2 separate regions of the Homo sapiens genome follow, and region 2 is linked to region 1. Evidence: chromatin loops called from intact Hi-C (ENCODE). Cell type or tissue: CD4-positive, alpha-beta T cell. All regions are shown on one strand. Links, peaks and the distances in the headings refer to the core of each region. The heading gives the core; the rest is flanking DNA.

Evidence for each region. Hi-C counts contacts between places; a loop is a spot of excess contacts. Peaks named below come from ENCODE experiments on the same cell type or tissue, not always from the same donor. Only the 100,000 strongest peaks of a DNase experiment are listed, where the experiment ranks them.
Region 2: it touches region 1 in a loop (1.9-fold over the local background); 4 of 110 quality-filtered maps call a loop at or near these places.

Annotation. Positions count from the first base shown.
Region 1 is chr10:3,968,151-3,978,479 of GRCh38, forward strand. No RefSeq gene overlaps it. Among named protein-coding and RNA genes, the nearest start is that of MIR6078, 18 kb to the right of the region's middle. In CD4-positive, alpha-beta T cell, for the core only: no CTCF peak of the experiment used is centred there; DNase peaks (open chromatin) are centred at 3,791 and 4,701; H3K4me3 peaks cover 726 bases; H3K27ac peaks cover 1,892 bases.
Region 2 is chr10:3,799,030-3,809,358 of GRCh38, forward strand. It overlaps LOC105376364 (a long non-coding RNA gene), which reads left to right and starts at 7,689. Exons shown (of 2, transcript XR_930580.3): 1 at 7,689-7,808; 2 at 8,647-9,488. RefSeq lists enhancers at 4,392-4,703, 4,800-5,111, 6,640-7,141, 7,142-7,643, cis regulatory regions at 4,471-4,638, 6,890-7,157 and a silencer at 7,548-7,842. In CD4-positive, alpha-beta T cell, for the core only: no CTCF peak of the experiment used is centred there; DNase peaks (open chromatin) are centred at 5,062, 5,462, 6,362 and 7,032; H3K4me3 peaks cover 1,232 bases; H3K27ac peaks cover 2,500 bases.

The DNA of each region.
Region 1 (10,329 bases), core at 3,667-6,166:
AGGGAAGTGGTCTCCAGGCTGCTGGCTATCTGCAGACCATGTGCCATTGGTCTCTTACATGTTAAACACAGACATGGAGGCTGACCTCTCAAAAAGTTTTAGAGCAATCTGACAGAGTAATTTTATGTCGGTGAATTTTATGACTGGTAATAAAAAGACTGGCTTCTATTTTGTATGCTTTTTATCATTTCTTTTTCTAGTAGTTCATTTTAATTGTTTTAGACAAAATTATCAGATCTGAAATTTGTCAACAAATAAGCACACAAACAAAACCTGAACTGGTCCTTGGCCACATACTTTGCAAATAACTGGTCCAGAGGATACCTCTGTCCCAGTAATCAAGACACCAAGTTTCTTTGTGTTTTTGTTTGTTTTTTTGTTTTGCTTTGTTTTTTTGAGATGGAGTCTTGCTCTGTCACCCAGGCTGGAGTGCAGTGGCACGATCTCGGCTCACTGCAACCTCTGCCTCCCAGGTTCAAGTGGTTTTCCTGCCTCAGCCTCCCAAGTAGCTGGGATGACAGGTGTGTGCCACCATGTCCGGCTAATTTTTGTATTTTTAGTAGAGATGGGGCTTCATCATTTTGGCCAGGCTGGTCTTGAACTCCTAACCTGCCTTGGCCTCTAAAGTGCTGGGATTACAGGTGTGAACCACCGTGTCCAGCCAAGACATCATGTTTTAAACAGTCTTGAATCATTGGAGTTTGTCATTTTATGTTAATTGTGACTCAAACACAGGATGTCAGAGTGACCTGTGGGTCATTTTGTGTCCTTAGGAAGAGTGATTCACGGCCGGGGTCTGGGCATCTCTGTTTTTCTAGCGCTTTGATTGTTTTGCCCCTTCTCCAGTGCCCAGCATACCACCTAACACACGGCAGGTGTTCCTTAAGTATTTTGGATAAGAGAATGACTGTATAAAGTCAAGTTTAAACTACATCCAGTGTGTGTGTGGTGGGGTGGGGGGGAACACGTGTGTACAAAGAAGGTTGATATGGCTTCGGACTAAGAAAACATTTGCTTTCTGGTCAACTTCCTTCCTTTACATTTTGATGTAACACATTTCTGTCCTACAAAGAAAAAATGGCGCTTGAACATGGAACAAAAGTATCTTTTGTAGCATAGGATTCATTCTTAGAATAATTTTACTGCTTCACTGATCCCTGTTTCTGTCTCTGCACTCTTGTTTCTCAACAACAGCAAATACAACAACAGATACTAATGACCATTCTTCACAAACTAATTTATATCTCAATTTTTAATATATATGTTACATGTGGTGAATCGTGGCCATGCATATTAACATGGAAAGCTCTGACTCCTTACATGCACACATGTTAAGCACTGACTGTCCATATGCATATGTGCGAAGTGCTGAATAATTGGTGCATTCCTACTTGAGCTCTCTGCAGAGGCTGATTGGAAATATCATTCTCCTGGGATGTGTCTCCCTCGTCTACCTTGTCATTGGGGTAACGACGCCATGCCTAGGATGGAGCACCTTTCCTCCACCTCTCTCCTGGAGACTGCAGCGGTGTATGTTTTGCACATATTACAATGAATAAATTAAGTGTAAAAATAACACTTCAAGAATGTTTACCACTGCTTTAAGTTAATGGATTTCAACAAAGTTATCACGGCATTTATCATTTCTTTTATCTTGGTGATGGAAGTCTATCAGAAGCTATCTTTACAAATAAAACACAGGAGAGATTTGTGATGATATTTTGAATAATGTATTAAAAAACACGTTCACTCAGAAACTGAATGCATGCAATCACACAATAGGAGTTTTACCCTACATTCTGGATATAAATACTTAAGCTTTCACTTCAGTTGTTTGGACAACACAATAGAAGCATAAACTAGCGGGGAAGAACAGCTAGTCGACTGAGCAGCTAAGACCTACATGTTATATTTGTTTACTTTAAATGAGTCTTTCAGTCTTTATGAAAGTGAAACCACCTTTGCAAAATAACTGAGGAAATTATGACAGTCCAAGGAATCAGACCTAACCGACCCTATCTTGCTTCTAACCCTTAAGCTGTCCTTGTTCATTCCTCGGCGTAGGCCGAACTAACTTTGGGAAGGAATTCAGTTCATGGTTTGACTCTGAAACATAATTGATAACAGCCCTTTCCAGAAAAGAACCCCTTCTTGCCTGGGGACCAGTCTGCCTCTGCAGGACTAACAAATTAGCTACAAGGTTAGAAATTACAATATAGGGGTCATGCAGCCTCTGGCTCCAAGACTCTGAACCTCCTCGAATTGCTCCTGGGGATAACATCACTATTGTAAAACCTATAATCAGTGCTTGAGATATGTTGCAGATCCTGCACCTCCATGGATCAGCTGACACCACCCAGAACAGTCATCTGGCCCAACCAGTTCTGCCACCCCACCCAGGAACAGAAGACAGCAAGAAAACCTCACTATGACCCTCTATGATTCCATCTCCAACCTGAGCAATCAGCACTCCCCACTTCCCAAGCCCCTACTCACCAAATTATCTTTAAAAATTCTGATCCCCGAATGCTCAGGGAGACTGATTTGAGTAATAGTAAAACTCCGGCCTCCCACAAGGCGGGCTCTGCGTGAATCACTCTTTTGCCATTGCCATTCCCCTGTGTGGATAAATCGACTCTGTCTAGGCAATGGGCAGGGTGAACCCATTGGGCAGTTACAAAAGCAACCGAGGATTCCCAGCAAAAGATAATGTGGAGAGTATTCCCTCCCACCCAGGGTACCCTGTTCTCTTCATCCTGTGTGCCCTTGTTCCATCACTGAAATCCAGACCTTTGGTCTTAAAAATAAAAGCCAGAAATTAGCTACCAAATGTTGGCAGTTTTATAAGCTACAAGAAAGCAATAGGCTGCTCTTAAGTTTGCATTTTGTGTCAGATATTGGCTAGGGTTAAAGGTTCAAGTAAATTTTATGCCTTCCACTATTTTGTTAGGGTGAGGAGACAATATTTCTAGCACTTTTCCAATGATCAACTAAATATGACATATTTATGCATGAAATTTCTTGCCTCTGGATTTAATGAATATGACTTTTAATCCTAAGGATGGTTTTATCATCATCTAGCCAAGATTTCACGTTTTCGCTGCTTCTGTCCGAGTGGTCAAGGAAAAGATAAATGGTAAATTGAAGGTTTAAAATAATGATTTTGTCAGTAAATCAGTAAATACTCCATATTTGATGGTGGCTATGACTTTGAAAAATTTTAAAGTTTGTGTTGAAAAAATGTGGCTCTTCTTCGTCTTGCACTTTTTTCTTCTGGGTAACAGTAAGATAACATTTTTTTTTTTGAAACAGAGTATAGCTCTGTCTCCAGGCTGGAGTGCAGTGGCATTGATCTGTACTCACTGCAACCTCTGACTCCTTGGACAAGTGATTCTCCTGCCTCAGCCTCCTGAATAGCTGGGATTACAAGCACGCACCACCACCCCCAGCTAATTTTTGTATTTTTAGTAGAGACATGGTTTCACCATGTTGGCCAGGATGGTCTCGATCTCCTGACCTCGTGATCTGCCTGCCTCGGCCTCCCAAAGTTCTGGGATTACAGGCGTGAGCCACCGCGCCCGGCCAACATTATTAGTTTTTAATCACAGCAATTTTTGTTAGTAACAAATTTAAACATACATAGTCCTTTTGCTCTCTAGCATCTACAATACTCTTGGTTCAGGATTTAAGAGGTGTTACACCCAGATGTGACTGTCCTACGTGTGTGCTCAAGGCTACATTAAGAATTTTTTTCTCTTTCCTGCCACATCTTTTCTTCACCCTGTGTTTGCCTGTGCACCTGCCTCTTCTGGAAGCAGCTATGAGGACAGGGTTTCCCCATCACCCGTGCTCACAACCCCACACAGTGCCTCCCATAGAGTGGGCTTAGTCCATTTTCACTTGCAAAAGAAAACACACTGGCTCCTCTGTGTAATTCTGAATTTTAGAGGAGATCTTAATTCAGTAAATTACTATTACGTTTTGAACTTGAATAATGAATGTAAGAAAAACTGCAGTGCATGAGACAGGAAAGCTACTCCCTCTCCACTGATAAATACTTATCACTTGGAAATAAAATTTTTAAGCAATCAGAAGGAGACTTCATGTAGAAAATGGGCCTGGCACTGTTGTCCTGCAATGGAAACGGAGGCTTTGTCTCCAGGGTTCCAGGAAATGTTTCGAGTTAACTCTAACAAGGCCATATTCTAAGCATAAAAATTTAATGACGATACATAATTTTAACAAGTCTGAAGTCACTGATTAAAGAAAATTAAAATGGTGTGTATGGTAGGTGCCTTAACTCTCCTTAGAATATAGAAGATTATTGATACTGCAATGAAAAAAATGGCTATCCTGTTTTTAACCTTATTTTTTAAAAGAAAAACTGAACAACATGTTTGACATTTGCCACCACTTTTGGGTTTAGTTTTACAAGGTTATTAATCACAGCACACTTTGATACTGGGGGAAAGAGGATTGGAGTTGAAGTAGAAAAGCTAAGGCCAAGCCATTCCAAAATAATGAGACTTCTCTTTCAAATATGATTTTAATTATAAAGCTATCTCTGACTTTCTGCAGTATCAAAACTTGGTTTTCTTGGAACTCAGATTATACTAAGAAAAAGGCACAGAGTCAATCAAAGATACACAAACCCACTTCCTCTGAAGATGTAATCACACAGTCCGCACCTCACTGTGGGCCTGCCAGCCCCATGCCCAGGGCCCTGGCTTCTCGATGACCAAGCTTTGTAAGAGCCCCAGAGTTTCCCATTGGTGCACACTGCCCAAGGTAGAATGAAAGGGAAAATTCCAAAGAGGCCAGAGAAGTATTTTCTTTTTCATTGAGAAGAAGAAAGTCATCTTAAAGTTGCATTTACTTTTTCCTTCATGAAAAGCAAACACAGAACAAAACAGAAACAGAATCAAAATCAAACCAAAAAACCCGGGGAGAGAACTTGACGTCCTGGGGCAAAACCTGAAGCATCTCAGTCATTCCTCCAGCAAAAGAAGAAAAGTCAGAAAGAATCCCTGAAAACAAATCCTAATACAGCCATGTGCGTGGTTGGCCTCTGCCCACAGGGCTGCAGCCTGGCTTGGGGATAAGCCTTTTGATGTATGTGGCTTTCTTAAAAACAAGGAAATCCTGTTCTGCTAAAAAATGTCCAGTTGCTGTGGTTCTAAGAAATTAAGTAGCCTTGACTAAGTCAATTCTATATTATTTTAGTTAAAAGAGAAAAAAGAAAAACTTCAATCACAATGGAAGCATTTAATCTCATTGATTATTTAATCAAAATATATTTAAGTCATACGGAGGACCAGTTAGCTAGCTAGAAAGATGAGCAGTAATCTTATGGGTTGAGGAAAACAAAAACAGAAGAGGAATAATTTGGGTTTCCTCATCCTAGTCAAGTTTTCTTTTCCTTTGAAAATGCTGTATTAGCATTTAAGGGAGTCCGGTCTTGGTTCTCCCATTTTATGCTAAAGTTAATTAAATTTTGTCTTTGTATCTAATTATAAATGTCACAAATAACTTTTTAGTAGCTAAAAGTAGTTCCACTGCAAATCCCTATATTTTCTGTTAATAGTGATATTAACTAAATAATAGAGATGTTTATCAGGATAGTAGCTATGTGTTTAGGCAAAGCTGTTACCCAAATAAGTTACAAGCGTCTTGATGTAGGTTTTGCTCATGAGCATGTTTTTCACTCAGATAAAGCAAGTTACTTTAAAAGGTGAGCCCATTTTGCTAAAATGACTCCCAGAAATCCATTCAAACAATATCATATTTCTGAATGTGAAACCCTTTTATTGTTATTATTTTAATTTTAACCCTTTTATTATTATTACTTAATTATAATTTGAAGTAAGCAGTCTTGCTTACTGACGTATGTGTCTGAGTAACTTTTCAGTTGTGTTTATCTAATAACCTTTATGGGAAAGGAATCTTTTTGCCTAAAATTGTAGTTAGCCAGAGAAATGTTTAAAGGACAACCAAAATTTACATATATTATAAATATTATATATATTGTAATAATATTTACACATGTAATATTTGTATATATAATAGTATTTACATATACACTATTTGTGAAAGAAAAATATCTTGGGCCCCCAAATTATCCCTCATTAAGCTAAAAGGATAATTCAAGCTGGGAATTGCTTAGGGCAAAGGTGCTTTCCCTTCTATTCTCTCAGCTCATTGAGATAAATGCATATCTGATTGCCTCCTTTGAAAAGGCTAATCAAACACTCAAAAGAATAAAACCATTTGTCCCTCACCTACCTGTGACCTGAAAGCCCCCTCCTCACTTCCAGTAGTCCCACCTGTCTGGACTGAACCAATGTTCATTTTACATATGTTGATTAATGTCTCATTTCTTCCTAAAATGTATAAAAGCAAGCTGTGCTCTGACCACCCCTTGAGCACATGTCATCAGGGCCTCCTGAGGCTGTATCATGGGTGCGCATCGTCATCCTTGGCAAAATAAACCTTCTAAATTAACTGAGACATGTCTCAAATTTTTGGGGTTCACAGGTTTATACATATATTATATACTATATACACTATATTATATATTAGATACACTCTATTAGCTCTTTGGGCAGAGCTAAGATAGAAGAAGAGAAGGAGTTTTGGAAGCAGAGGGGTAGGAAATAATGGAAGTGATCTAAGAATAGCTAACATGGGAAGTTCAGAGAAATGAAGAAAACTAGTATGAAGATAAGACCATGGTAAGTTTCAGCTGAAGAGAAGTCGGATTTGGGATTGGTGATACGGTGGTATAGTTTGTTGTTTTGTTTTGTTTTGTTTTTTTTAAGATATTAACTAGGAACGGTTTTCCCTGTCTCCTCTCCTTCCTTCCCCCATTCTCAATCTGCCAGCCGCCCCTCTGTGGGGGTCGCAGGGATGGTGGGAAACACAGCAAGCCCAAAGAAAAGCCTTTGAATCCCTCATAGGCTTTGAGTCCTCAAGGCCTGAATCCACCAAGCTGATTGTTCCAGAAGTGCCAGCAGGAAATGCCTGGGATCCCCTCAGAGAGACCAGAAGAAGGAAGGAGGAGCGTGGTCAGGAAGAGGCCCTGTGGGCTGGGAAGAGGGGCGGTCTTCCTCAGACGGGTTCTCCGTCAGCAGACCACCCAGCCGCAGCTGTTTCCCTGCAAGCATCATCTGTGATTCCAGTGAGTTCTCACCAGGGAGGTGTTTTTGCCTGGGTTCTAGCGTCCCAGGGAAAGGTTTTGCAAGGCAAGATAACTAGGTCATCGTTCCTGCCGCATAATCCAATCAGATAGTCTTTTCTGACCCACCAAAGTGGAACTCCTATAAAAAATAATAATTATTGAGAAACAATTTTGACTTATCTAAAGCATATTAGGAGATGTTTTATTTTTCTCTCACTTTTCATACTCCATTTTTCTTCTTTTCTTCCAAGCCTCATATCTTTTCTTGGAGGAAAACCACAAAGGGTTCCCTGACGGAACACTTCAGGGCCTTTTCATCTCAGGCCTCTTTACAATCTTTCAGGGAAGAATAGCTTATAATTTATCAGAAGGAAGGGAGGTCAGCCTTCCTGAGGGGGTGTCAGGCTGCTGGAAATGTCAGAAGTTCGGTCCCCCACCCCCTGAGTCACAGAGCAAGAGGCAGCCGCACGGGGCCACTTGGTGTGTGCAGCTGCTGCAAGGCTGCAGCCTGGAGGCATGTGGAGATGCTCCTGCAGTAACAGAGCACGCTAGGGGATACTTCAACTTCTTGCATCTTGCAGCTTGACTTACATTTAATTCGATAACCACTGAAAGGTTCTCTGCAGTTTATCAGCCTGGTCCCTGAATTAGATCCCTGAGGCAAGCTCTACTCATTCTCACTACTCTCTCTCTACCCCGGAACACTTGTCTCTCCCTCATGTATCTCCCCTCCCTCTATAAAGCCTTTCCCTCAGTGATTTCACCCACTCCCATGGATTTGACACTTCCTTATGTTATCATCTAAAGACCAAACTAACCCCTTTCTTGAATTTTTAGACCTTACTAGAGGTATCATTCTAACTCCTGTCTACTGGGAGACTAGATATCGTCTCTATCTTGAGTGCTCTCTCTAAAGCCATAATAGATACATGAACAGATGGATGGCTGGCTGGATGGATGGCTGGCTGGATGGCTGGATGGATAGATGGATGAATGGATAGATGGATGGATGGCTGCAGGGATGGATGCATGGGTGGATGGATAGATGGATGAATGGACAGATGGATGGATAGATGGATAGATGGATGGATAAATGGATGGATGAATGGATGGATGGATGCATGGATGGATGGATATGGAGTGATAGATGATAAATATATTTGGATAGATAGATATGGATAAATAGCTAATTACATTTATAGACAAATAAATATAGGTGATTGACGGAGATACCGTGCCTTCTTCTGATCCACATGTTAAGAATAGCAGTCTTGCTGTGGCCTCTGTTCTTAGGATTTCACATAAAACTGCTTCATCAACACAATAGTGCTCTCCACGTTGCTAAGTCTGATGATATTTTATTCAGAATTATTTAATTTGAACTTTAGGAGCATTTGATGCAGTTGACCATACATTTCTTCTTGAGACCCTTCACTATTTCCTGATTTTCCTTTTACTTTATTGGTTGTTTCTATCAGGTCTATTTTGCTGTCTCTCTCTCCCCTTCTCAAACTCTGAATGTCAGAGAGAGAGATTCGTCACCCTCTTTTCTTCTCTGAGAGTCCTTCCTTCCTGGGTGACTTCATGCAAACTTATGGCTCTGAAAACATCTGTATGCAAATAGCTCACTCTGTACTTCCAGCCAAGACTTCTCTGATTAGCTCCAGACTGTCATATTCATTGCCTACTTGACATCTCCATTGAACTATCTCATCAATTGTGCAAGTTTGATAGGAACAAAAGAAAGTTCTCCAGCAAAGCTAGTAGGTATATAAATAAATAAAAAGATTAACAGTGTTTTTCTAGTCCTCTTTGCCCCAGTGAACAGTTCCACCACTGCTCTAGTTTCTCAAACTTCAGGCTTACAATTTCAAGCTAATTCCTCCCTTTCTGTTATCTCCCACATCTGATCCATTACAACATCTTATTGCTTCCATCAAGTGTGGCCATTTTCTGCTGCTCCAGCACCAGCATCTCAGTCCAAGATGCTATGATCTTTCATCAGAATGGACCCAATAGCTTCCTAAATTCCCAATGGGTCCCACGCTACATCAACAATTTCATTCACTCATTTACCTAAGCCATAGTTATTGAAGACCATTATGTTTCTGACATTATTTTAGAGAGTGAACATAGAATCATATACAAAATTAAGGTGATTGTAGAGCAAGAGATAGACTGTAAAAGAGTAGATGAATAACTAACTAATTTATATCAAGCCTTTGGTGAGGGCAATGAACAAAGATGAAGACGGGAAAGTCTAGCAGATGGTGGAGATGGAAGGTGTTGTTTTAGACAGGTGTCTGGGGAAGCCACCGAGAAAGCTTCTGATGTGGAGATCCAGAGCAAGAATTAGGAGCAAGGGGCATAGCAAATGCCTGCATCATTGTCTCAGCTCTGGACCTGCTTCCAAACTGGTGAGGTGTGGAATATTTCGAGCAGAGGAGTTGCATTATCTAACATGCTCTGAAAAGGTCTCTTGGCCGATGGGTGAGGAAGCACCTCATTCCCTGTAATACACATAAGAAGTCATTCCTGTCCACTAGTCTGTGCCGTGCTTCCCATGTTTGCTGCCGTTCAGCCCAGTGGCCTCTCTCCCTGGAATGGAATGTGCGATCTGGTGGACTGGCTTTGGTATGAGCTCCTCTCTCCACTGTGACACTGTTGTCCTTTGTCTTCATGTCTTCCTGCTCTTTCTCCCCACTCAGATCTCGGCTCAGCCCAGACCTCCTCTCCTTCCTCTCTCCTTCTCCAGTCCTCAAGTTACAGTACTGTGTCAGTCCTTCTTACATTACTCTCCTCTACTCATCTTCTTAGTACTCATGCCTATTTGGTATTTTGTGGTGTTGTTTATCCTTTTGTTAATTTTTATATTCCATTTTTCCTCAGTGCAATTTAATTTTTAAGGTTGTTGAGTGCAAGGATCTTGCCTGCTTTGTAATGCTAAATCTCAAGCACAAGGAAGTGCACAGCATGGATATTTGTTGAATGAGTAAATGAATGAATGACCACTGGCATTCAGGGGTTGGCTAGTCATCAAAAGGTGATGTTCTTGGGTTATAAAAAGGCAGATAGAGTTCAGTCCCCATTGTTGAGAGGCTTATAATATAGTGATAGATAGAGTGAGCGCATGGATGGTTGGATCATAAATC
Region 2 (10,329 bases), core at 4,818-7,317, 170 kb before region 1:
TTAACTTTCTCCTTTCCAATTTGAATGTGCTTTACTAATTTCTCTTGCCTGATTGCTGTGGTTAGGACTTCCAGGACTATGGTCAATAAGAGTGGTGAGAGTGGGTATCCTTATCGTTTCCCAGCTCTTAGAGGAAAAGCTTTTATCTCTTCCTCATTCAGTATGATGTTAGCTGTGGGTCTGACATATATGGCTTTTCTTATGTTGAGGTACTTTCCTTCAATTAGTTTATTGAGAGTTTTTATTATGAAGAGGTGTCGGAGAATGAAACTATATCCCCACCTCTCACCCTGTACAAAAATCAGCTCAAAGTGAATCAAAGATCTAAATGTAAGACCCAAAACTATAAAACTAATAGAAGAAAACAGAGGAAATGCTTGAATACATTGGTCTAGGGAAAGATCTTATAAATTTTTGTGATCGTAAGATTTTTATGAATCGCAAAAGCACAGACAACAAAAGCAAAAATAAACAACTGGGATTACACCAAACCACAAAGCTTCCACACAGCAAAGAACACAACCAACAGAGTGAAAAGACAACCTAAAGAAAGTGAGAAAATAATTGCAATCTATTCATCTGACAGGGGCGTAATATCCAGCATATACAAGGAACTCAACAGCAAAAGAATAAGCAATCCAGTTAAAAAATGAGCAATTGACCTGAACAGACATTTCTCAAAGGAAAACACATACATGAAAAAGAAACATATGAAAAAATGCTCATCATCACTAATAATCAGGAAAAGGTGAATCAAAACCACAGTGAGGTATCATCTCACCCTGGTTAGTGTGGCTGTTATCAAAAAGACAAAAATCACAAATTCTGGCTAGGATGCAGAGAAAAGGGAACTCTTGTACACTGTTGATGAGAATGTAAACTAGTACAGCCACTGTGGAGAACAGTACGAAGGATCTTTAGAAACACACATAGAAATATGACCCAATACTGGGCATTTATCTAAAGGAAAGAAAATCAATATGTCCAAGAGACACCTGCATCTTCCATGTTTATTGCAGCAATATTCATAACAGCCAAGATACGGAATCAACCGGGGTATCTGACAACAGATGAGTGGGTAAAGAAAATGTAGTACATACGCACAAAGGAATATTATGTAGCCATAAGAAAGAATTAAATCCTGTCATTCATGGCAGCATGGATGGAACTAGAGGACATTATGTTAAGTGAAATAAGCCAGAAACAGAAAGTTAAACACCTCATAGTCTCATTCATATGTGGAAGCTAAATAAAAGTTGGTCTCATTGAAGTAAGAAGAAGAAAAGAGGATGCCAGAAGCTGAGAAGGGATGGGGAGGGGAAGGACAAGGAAGGTTTGTTAAAAGATACGAAATTACAGCTAGATAAGCTTTAGTGTTTTGTACTAGATGACTATAGTTGATCACATTATATAGTTATTATTGTATAATAACTATACATATATAGTTAACTATATAAGTACATATTACATAGCTTCAAATAGCTAGGAGGACTTGAAACTATACAGCTATATATTCTACAGTTTCAAATAGCTAGGAGGAGGATACTGAATATTCTCAACACAAATACATGATAAAGGTTTGAGATGATGGATATGCGAACTATCCTGATACTCTCACTTTACATCGTATGTATGAATACATCACTATGTGCCCCACAAATATGTGCAATTATTATGTGTCGATCAGATTTTTTTTGAGTTAAAAATGAAAAGTGAGGTGATGGCTGAAAGTGAGGTGTAGCGTTATCTGCCAGGAAGCATGGGCAGGATGTAGTTATCAAAGTGATAACCAGTTTCTCTTTTAGTCTTAATTCTAAAAGATATTTAGGGATTTTATATCCATTGAGGTATTTCTTTATATACACATTGCAATTTTTTTATTAGATAACATTTGTTTGTAGGTAACCTCAAATATAAACTGCAGGGAGGGCATGAGGACCTACGTAGAACTTCTTGGAAGAAATAAGTTTTTTAAAACACAGCATTTGTGCGTGCATGGGAAGGGCCTTCTATTCCAGTGCCTTGGAAGAGTACTTGACTCTGACGAGGACAGCTGGTCAGCCACTGCTCAGAGCAGTTTCTACCACTTCAAAAGCCCCTTCAGCTCTCGTATATTTTACAATCCTACGGCCACTACAACATCCCCGTTTTACAGTTTTGTTGATCAGATAAAGAGCCTGGAACACCCCAAATCCTGCTGGAAGCTCTCCTAGAAACAGAATTCCAGAGAGGCCAGCACCTCCTCCTGGAATGTCCCCCAGTATTTGTCTCTGTGGTGCCAAAGCTCTGGTGTGTGGACCAAACACAAGCTAGCCTAGTGCAGGTTTTGTGGAAGTGTATGCTCAGGTCTTTTCTGATTCACTCGGTGGTCCTCCCTTGTCTCATTGTGGCTGGACACAAACAAGGAAATCTTCACAGTTTGGAGTCCAGTGGTTCTCACAAAAGCCCAGAACAGCCTGATGTCCACATGGTCATTTCCAAATCTCAAAGCGACATCTGAGTTGCAAAGTTGAAACTGATGGGGAATCGTGTGTCTCCTTCCCAGCTCAAGGGTCCCTTGACACGTTTCAAGGGCTCTGGGGGAAAGATGGCCTGAGATGAGAGTTACAGGCATCATGCCCCAGAAATAGAATTGATAGCAAAGGGCTTGAGGAGTTTTTGCCACTCCCTATTGACTGTTATAGAACTTGGAAGCTCGCCTGTGGGGCCTGGGATCCATCACCTCTCATAACAGGCATTAAACTGATGTCATTATTCAATGTCATTCGGTGCCATCAAAACAGGACCTGCTTTTGAAGGCCAGCCTGGACTTGAGGCTGATCTTTGCCATTTGACCAGCCGCCCGAGGGCAGACATGTTCCCCAACTCTTAATTTCTTCTAGAGACGTGCCGACCTGGCAGGATTGGTTTAGGATTAAGGGAAATGATGCACGCTCAGCACATCATAGAAGCTCTAGTAAATGTAAATGCTCTTTTCTGTTGTTTTTTCACATCATGGTGACAAATGGCTCCTCTGGAAGGTCCTGCAGATGTGAAACTGGGTGGTGGTGTCACCTGCTGACAGCGGTGGGTTTTTCTTCCCTTGGGTGCCATGAGGGTGAAGAGCTGGGGCGAATACTTGGAGGACGGGCACTTGGTTTGGTTCTGTTTTCTACATGTCCATCTCTACTGGGTTATCCATCCACCGGGTCACATATTGTCCTTGAGTTGCCCACAAGTCCTGGGGATCTACCAAAATGTCCCTCTCAACAGCGGTGACTTCCTGGTCTTGGGTGGGGGACAGTGAGCTGGATTGTGTCCCCGAAGTTCCGCTCAACCCCTCCTTTTGACTCGGCACTTGTTCTTCCCACCTGGTCTCAAACATAGACTATCTTCACAGACTTCTCGGCTTGGTTCCCCCTCCCCTAGAAAACGTCTTGGTTGGGAGTGGAGACACATACTCACACAGACCCACAACAGACACAACACACACAAACACACAGAGACACACACAGACACATACACACCCTGACACACACAGAGGCACACATATACATGTTCACACACATACACAGACACACACAAACTTAGAGACACACAGACACATACACACACTAACACATACACAGAGAGGCACACATACACACGTTCATACACATACATAGGCACGACACACACAACAGACACAACACACACATCATACACAGACTTACACAGAGACACACAGACACATACACACACTGACACATACACACGGGCACACACATATATATTCACACACATACACAGACACAACACACACAAAAGACACAACACACACAAACTTACCCACACAGAGACACACAGACACATACACACACTAACACATACACACAGAGGCACACATACACATGTTCGCACATATACATAGACACACACAGACACACACATTCACACACAGAGACACACACAAACACTAATATATACAGACACACAGAGACACACACACACAGACACAAACACACACAGACACAGACACACAGGCACAAACACAAGCACACTCGTTCATACCCAAGAGGGTCTCGTGGCTACTGTGGCCACTAGTTCATGAGATGCTGGAGTTTGTCAGCTGGCTGAAGGCAAATTATACCCTGCATGAGTTATCAGGTTGATAATTGCCATTACTTTTAACGCAAAAACCTCAAATACTTTTGCGCCAACCTAAAAGCTTTAGATTTATTTTCAAATAAAGTATTGTTGTGATTAACAGATTAATAAAAACATGCCAGGTCTTAGTTTTAATGATTAACTTTGGGGACTGAGTAGACAGTAAACATTTGGCTAGAATTTCCTGTCCTCAGATACCGTGCGATTGAAAGAAAATCCGCTTGGTGATGTGCTATTTATAACACTATTTTAAAAGGTTATCTTGTTCAAATGCAGCATGTGCTTAGGAGTTAAATCCCAGAACTGCCTGACCAAGAAAAAAAAAAAAGGTGCTTTAAAGTAGCATGTTGTCATAGTAGTGTGAAAATGTGAAGGTGCGACTGGCCGTATGTGAAATGAACGCATTCCCACAGTGACTCCAGCCTCTGGTGAGAAATCCCGAGTCACTCTCATGAGTCGAGAAGCCCTCACCAGATGGCAGGGCAGAGAGTTGCTTCCTCAGTGCTTTCAGGTAAAATCTTACATGACAGAGCACAAGAAAACACGTTACTCTAAAAAGCAAATTGACGGAATCTGTCATTAAAAAAAAACTAAAATTATACAAGACTCTTCATGTCTCAAGGAAAATAATGGAGAAGAAATGTCAGGCGCTGTGGTTTTTCTGAATAGATTTGAGCACATATGCACCACAAGCCATTTTTTAGGAAAGTCAACTTTTCACACATTTACAGAAATAATTTGCTTCAGATCTGCAAAGAAGGCTTGAAGCCACATGTGTTTTCTAAACTGCCAATCCACGATAATGTCTGGAGTATCTTTTTTTTTTTTTTAAATACCTAAATTAGATCTATGCAGAGTGTGGAAACAGCAGATAACTAGCAATACAGAGTTAGTAGAGGAAAAAAAAGGAACTTTCTTGAAGCGTCTCCCCTCCCCCAGACAAAGTAAAATGACTGTATTGTGCTGTTATCGACAGAGTTGCACGCAGCAAATGCTCGAATCATTTCAGAGATAATGAGACATTATGTTTCTTAGTTCACTATTTAAAAATATAAAACCAACAATTACAGATGGAAACTATTCATTCTGAGATTTATGGAGGGAAAAGCAGAAAAACAAAAAAAAAGTCCATGTCTTTCTAATGGCTGCGTATACTGCAGATAATTGAGCCACAGAAAGGGAGTTGTGTTTACAGAGAGAAGCCAGCGGGCAAGGAAGATGTGCTGTGGGTTTGGGCCTGGTTCTGACACAGTCTCAGCCTCAGGGAGGCCTCTGTGGCTTCTGTGCGTAGAGGCCACAGCCATCACCTCCCTGGGTCTCTGATCTTTCGTGGTCTTGCAATAGTTTCCAGCAGTGGGAGACCCCGTTACAAAATAAACGGTACCTCAGGCAGAGACTGATCTCACTAGGGAAGCCCATGATTGCAAGAAATGTCACACGTCTAACTACGGAGACAGGAAAGCCTTGCTATTTGAATCATTGAAGTCTGGGTGGGTGTACTAGTGAATATCTCATCATAGAATTTAAATGATCTTTCTCTATGTATTTTCAGCACTGTTCAGCAGCACAGGCATTGTTCTGGAGTAGCCCGTGAACTGTAAACAGATTCTCAGTATGCAGCAGGCAAATCGCCTTGGGTGGATACCTGAAACTTTAAGTGTTTTAAGCACTTGTCCTGAGATACATTTTTTAGATTATCAATTTGCACTGTGTAGATGTCAAAGCTTAATAGACAAAGACAAACTTCAGCCCAGCCCTGGTCATAATGAACAAAATTTCTGAAGTTAATAAAATCCTTAAAAAGTACATTATAATGTGTTTAAAAAAATCCATTTTTAGTTAATAGCAGTAATGCTACTATTCAGTGTTATAAACGGTTTTACAACCAGATTCAAACACTAGAATCTATGCCCTTCAAAAACATTAAACATGTATTTACTTTCATTGAAAAATACTCATTTGATTTTATTATATTTGTGAAAACATATTTTGCAGTATTTAAATATTGGCGTATTAACTGATAAATTATCTCCTGGTTCCTAGAAAACGTTCATTAAGATCTCAAAGGCTTTATCTGTATTTTACATGTTTCTCTGAAGAAAATGTATTATTTAGAAAACAAACAGTGTTGCCATGTGATAGGTTTTTTTTCAAATGAGACAACACAACGGAATAAAATATATGATCTGTAGCTGCTGAGGCTGAGTCAGTTCCTGTTTCAATAACAAGAGTGTCATCTGCTAAACTCTAACCAGCACAATTTGTCACCGTGGATGTGGCTTTATTTGTACATGTTGCCAGAAAGTTCTTAGGGAAAATTCACTCATAGTTTTCATACCAAAAAAGAAACTTTTGGTGAGCAGTTCTGGCTCCGGCTGTGGCCTTGTTTATTATTTATGCTGTAACCAATGCTTCCCTAATGGAAGGGTAATGCTTGCCTAGCTACATAAAATAATGCCTCAGTTTTCTCTGGGGAATTAATAATTTGCTCATGTCACCCCAAAGCTCTCACACGCTTGTGCGGTAGTTTTCCAAACAGTGAGCAGTGCGCCCCAATGGCATGGCAGAGAGAATTCCCAAGCTGAGAATCAGAAGACCTGCAGTTTTGTCTGGCTTTGCTAAGTGACTTTTGGATCTTGGACTTCTGTTTTCACATCTACAGAATTATGCCATTGAATAACATGTTCTCTATGCTTTCTTCTAGCGAAAAACTCTCTTAATTCTTTTTCTAGAATCATGAAATTGAGTTGGCAGTCTTTGCTTGGTCAGAGCCTGATGTTTCCTGAATTTAGAACTTGGTTCCCCCGAGACCCTCTGGACTAATTTAAAATGATTCATCCGCGTGAGTCATTGCCCTGCTGCCTTCAGGACAAGATGTCTATCTATTGTCTTGCTGCTACCATTTTTTACAAATAACTCCAGCTCAGCAGCTGCAGACTCGAGACCCTGCACCTGGTGACATCGGCCGGAAGACATCAGCTGGCTCTCTGCAGACACACCTGGAGGGAGGGTTTGGGAGGAAGGGGGCTGGGGCCTCCGGTCTGACCACCTCTGAAACACCATCCCAGGCTGTCTCTGAGGTTCATGTGGTTTGGGTCAGATTCTCAGTAGAATGAGAGGCATTTCAGGGACCTTCCAAGTCCTGAAAGAAGCCACTGGGCAAATAATTGGGTGTCACATTCCTTTTAGAGCCAGAAGGAAACAACATCCTATCAGAAGGAAGGGGAATTTCCTGCCATGAAAAGGAATCTTAGAGCAAAACCGAGTCATGGTTTTGCCCGAATTTTAAAATCCTGTTGCTTATATGGAAGCATATGGGTCCTAACAATTTCTCTTTCAAAATCCTCATAGTGAATGACATTATGGCCATGTTTCTCCCTCAAGTGTGTCTTAAAAATGCATCTAGAGTCTAACTATAAAGGCATCATTCAGTTGTAATAATTAACATCTTATTTGCATTCAGTACAATTCTAAGTTCCACATAAGTGTCTAATCTGGTGATGGGCGTTGTATGATTGCTAAGTAAATATTTGCCGTTGGTTATAAAGAATGAATAAGATGGGCACGGCCCTGTTTTCCTGTTGTCGTAGCCCAGGGTTGCCTTCTCTATAAACTATGTGTGACTGCAGCTGAATCAGTGAAGCCATCACCACCGGCCTCATGCATCACTGTCCTGTGGACCTGTGAGTAGTTCCAACACTCCCATGTGGTCAGCCTGCTTTACTTGAAACTCAGTTACATAAACCTGTTGAAGATAATGCTGCTATGTGATTGCTGACAACTTTCCAAATGCCCTGTTTGCTGCTCAAGCTGATGTTCCCAAGGAGAGAGTTGCAAGTATTGGAGGAAGCACCACCCTCAGGGAATGAGCTTGCAATCTGCTTCTCTGTGGCCCTGGGTCAGTCCCAATGTGAGCATGCCAAAGAGGACCCAGGCTGACGTTGGGGTTTCCATCCGTTCAGAATGACTTGATCCTTCCCTACCAATTAGAACTAATTAGGGTCTCTGGGTGCCATGAAGATCACGAGAAATGCAGAGTCTACTCCTGAATTGCTTTGTTTCATCAAATGTCTGTGGCTAGATATCAACTAGGGTTGCCATTTCCTGCTTCAGTTCAAATCAGACCGATAATTGCGTTCTGCAGTTGTCTCCAGCTAGCTGGTCCTCCCTTCCAGGCCCTCTCTCTGCCAGTCTGCTCTGTGCTTCAGGAGAATAATCCTCCTGCCATAGATTGATGGATGCCTGCACACTGCTTTCACTTCCCATTTTAAGACCTCATCCCTCCAGGCAGCCTCCCTTGGTTTGGAATCTTGGCTGTGAATTGCCAAACCTCAAGCCCCCTGCAGACTTACTTAGCTCTGCGTCCCTATAACATCCCATAGCTCCAGCCGTATCCGTCTGCATCCCAGCCCGCAGTGCGGTCAAGAGCTGTAAAGTCACTTCTCTCCTTCTGGCTGGTTGTTTATGTGGACTGACTGTCCTGCTGGCTGCCTTTGCTGATGAGAGTGTTGCCTTCCACAGAGATCAGGCCACCTGGGAGAGCCACTTCTGTCCACCCATCCCTGAGGGGATGCTTCTCCGTCCCTTCTGCATGCCTCCTGCACTCGGTGGCTGTGCTCTGGGAGAGTTACCCTGCGATCTACACTTTCGGCTGCACCACCCTCTGCAGTGAAGAGTGTCTAAGGTTTCCCTACTGCACAGAACACTCGAGATCCGTGGTGTGACAGGAAGAGCTTTCCAGCTGCGTGGCCTTGGGCCGTCTTACTCTCTGGGCCTCAGTTTCCTCATTGGTAGCATGGAGCACTGAAAGCTACGAACAGGAGCTGTGAGGGTGAATGGAGGATTCATGCCAGAGCCTGGTGGGATGCCCCTGCAGAGCAGATGCTCAGGAAACCCTCCTGCCAGCTCCTGGGGAGCACGGGAGGCGCTGGCTCCTTAGTTCTCTATGGAAGGACGGTTCTGCACCAGATATTATTATTAGAGTCTCTTATTTGGAATTCTGGACTTGTGTGCTCGACAGGGGCCTCAAGTCCCCAGTGTCGCTCAATAGTGACAAACCCAAATAAAAGATCCTGGCAAATGATTAGCAGCCTTTCCTGCTGCTGTGCTCATAAACGCTGTTGCTATTTTTGGGCCAGCATTGTTCAACCTGGATTTAGTTCTCCTTTGCTGTCTATTTTGGCTCTGACCTGCTCTGAAAGGGCAGGCTCCACGCCGGGTGTCACGCCCAATGGCTTCTCCACGGTCTTTGTCCAAATGGACTCAGTGAGGATATCACCAGCGGAAAAGTAAAAGATGAGAGGACTTGAAAAAAATATCTTCCATTCAGAATCTTTTTAAAAATATACTTTCAAACAAAGAGGTATTATAGAAAGCATTTTGCTTTTTCGTTTAAAGCTAAAGAAAATCAGAGTCACCTAGAAATGTGAGTTACTGGAGGAAGAGAGGAATGGTTAAGATCATTCTACAGTGTCTATATGTACTTATATATCCCAGTGTCTGTGTGTACATGCGTGTATGTCTGTGTATGTATGTGTGTCTGTGTGTGTCTCTCCATGTGTCTGCCTATATATCTGCATGTGTATACGTGTGTATGTATATCTGTGTATGTACATGTGTATATATGTGTATGTCCGTGTGTGTCTCTGTGTGTCTCTGTGTGCATGTATGTGTATATGTGTGTCTGTATGTATACATGTATGTCTGTGAGTCTCTTTGTGTGTCTGCCTGCATATCTGCGTGTGTGTGTGTATGCTCTGTGTGCGTTTGTATATGTCTGTGTGTCTGTGTATACACATGTGTGTCTGTGAGTCTCTCTGTAGGCGTCTCTCTGTGTGTCTGCCTGCATATCTGCATGTGTGTATGTGTGTATGGTCTGTGTGTGTTTGTATGTGTGTCTTTGTGTCTATGTGTATTCATGTGTTTCTGTGGGTCTCTCTGTGTGTCTGCTGCATATGTGCATGTATGCATGTGTGTATGGTCTGTGTGTGTTTGTATGTGTGTCTGTGTGTCTATGTGTACGCATGTGTGTCTGTGAGTCTCTCTGTGTGTCTGCCTGCATATCTACATGTGTGTATGTGTGTATGGTCTGTGTGTGTTTGTATGTGTATCTGTCTGTGTCTGTGTGTAATTCTTTATCTCCTCCGTTTTCTGAGCAGGCTGGTCCTTTGAATCCCAGGAGATAATTTTTCCTTATACTTACTA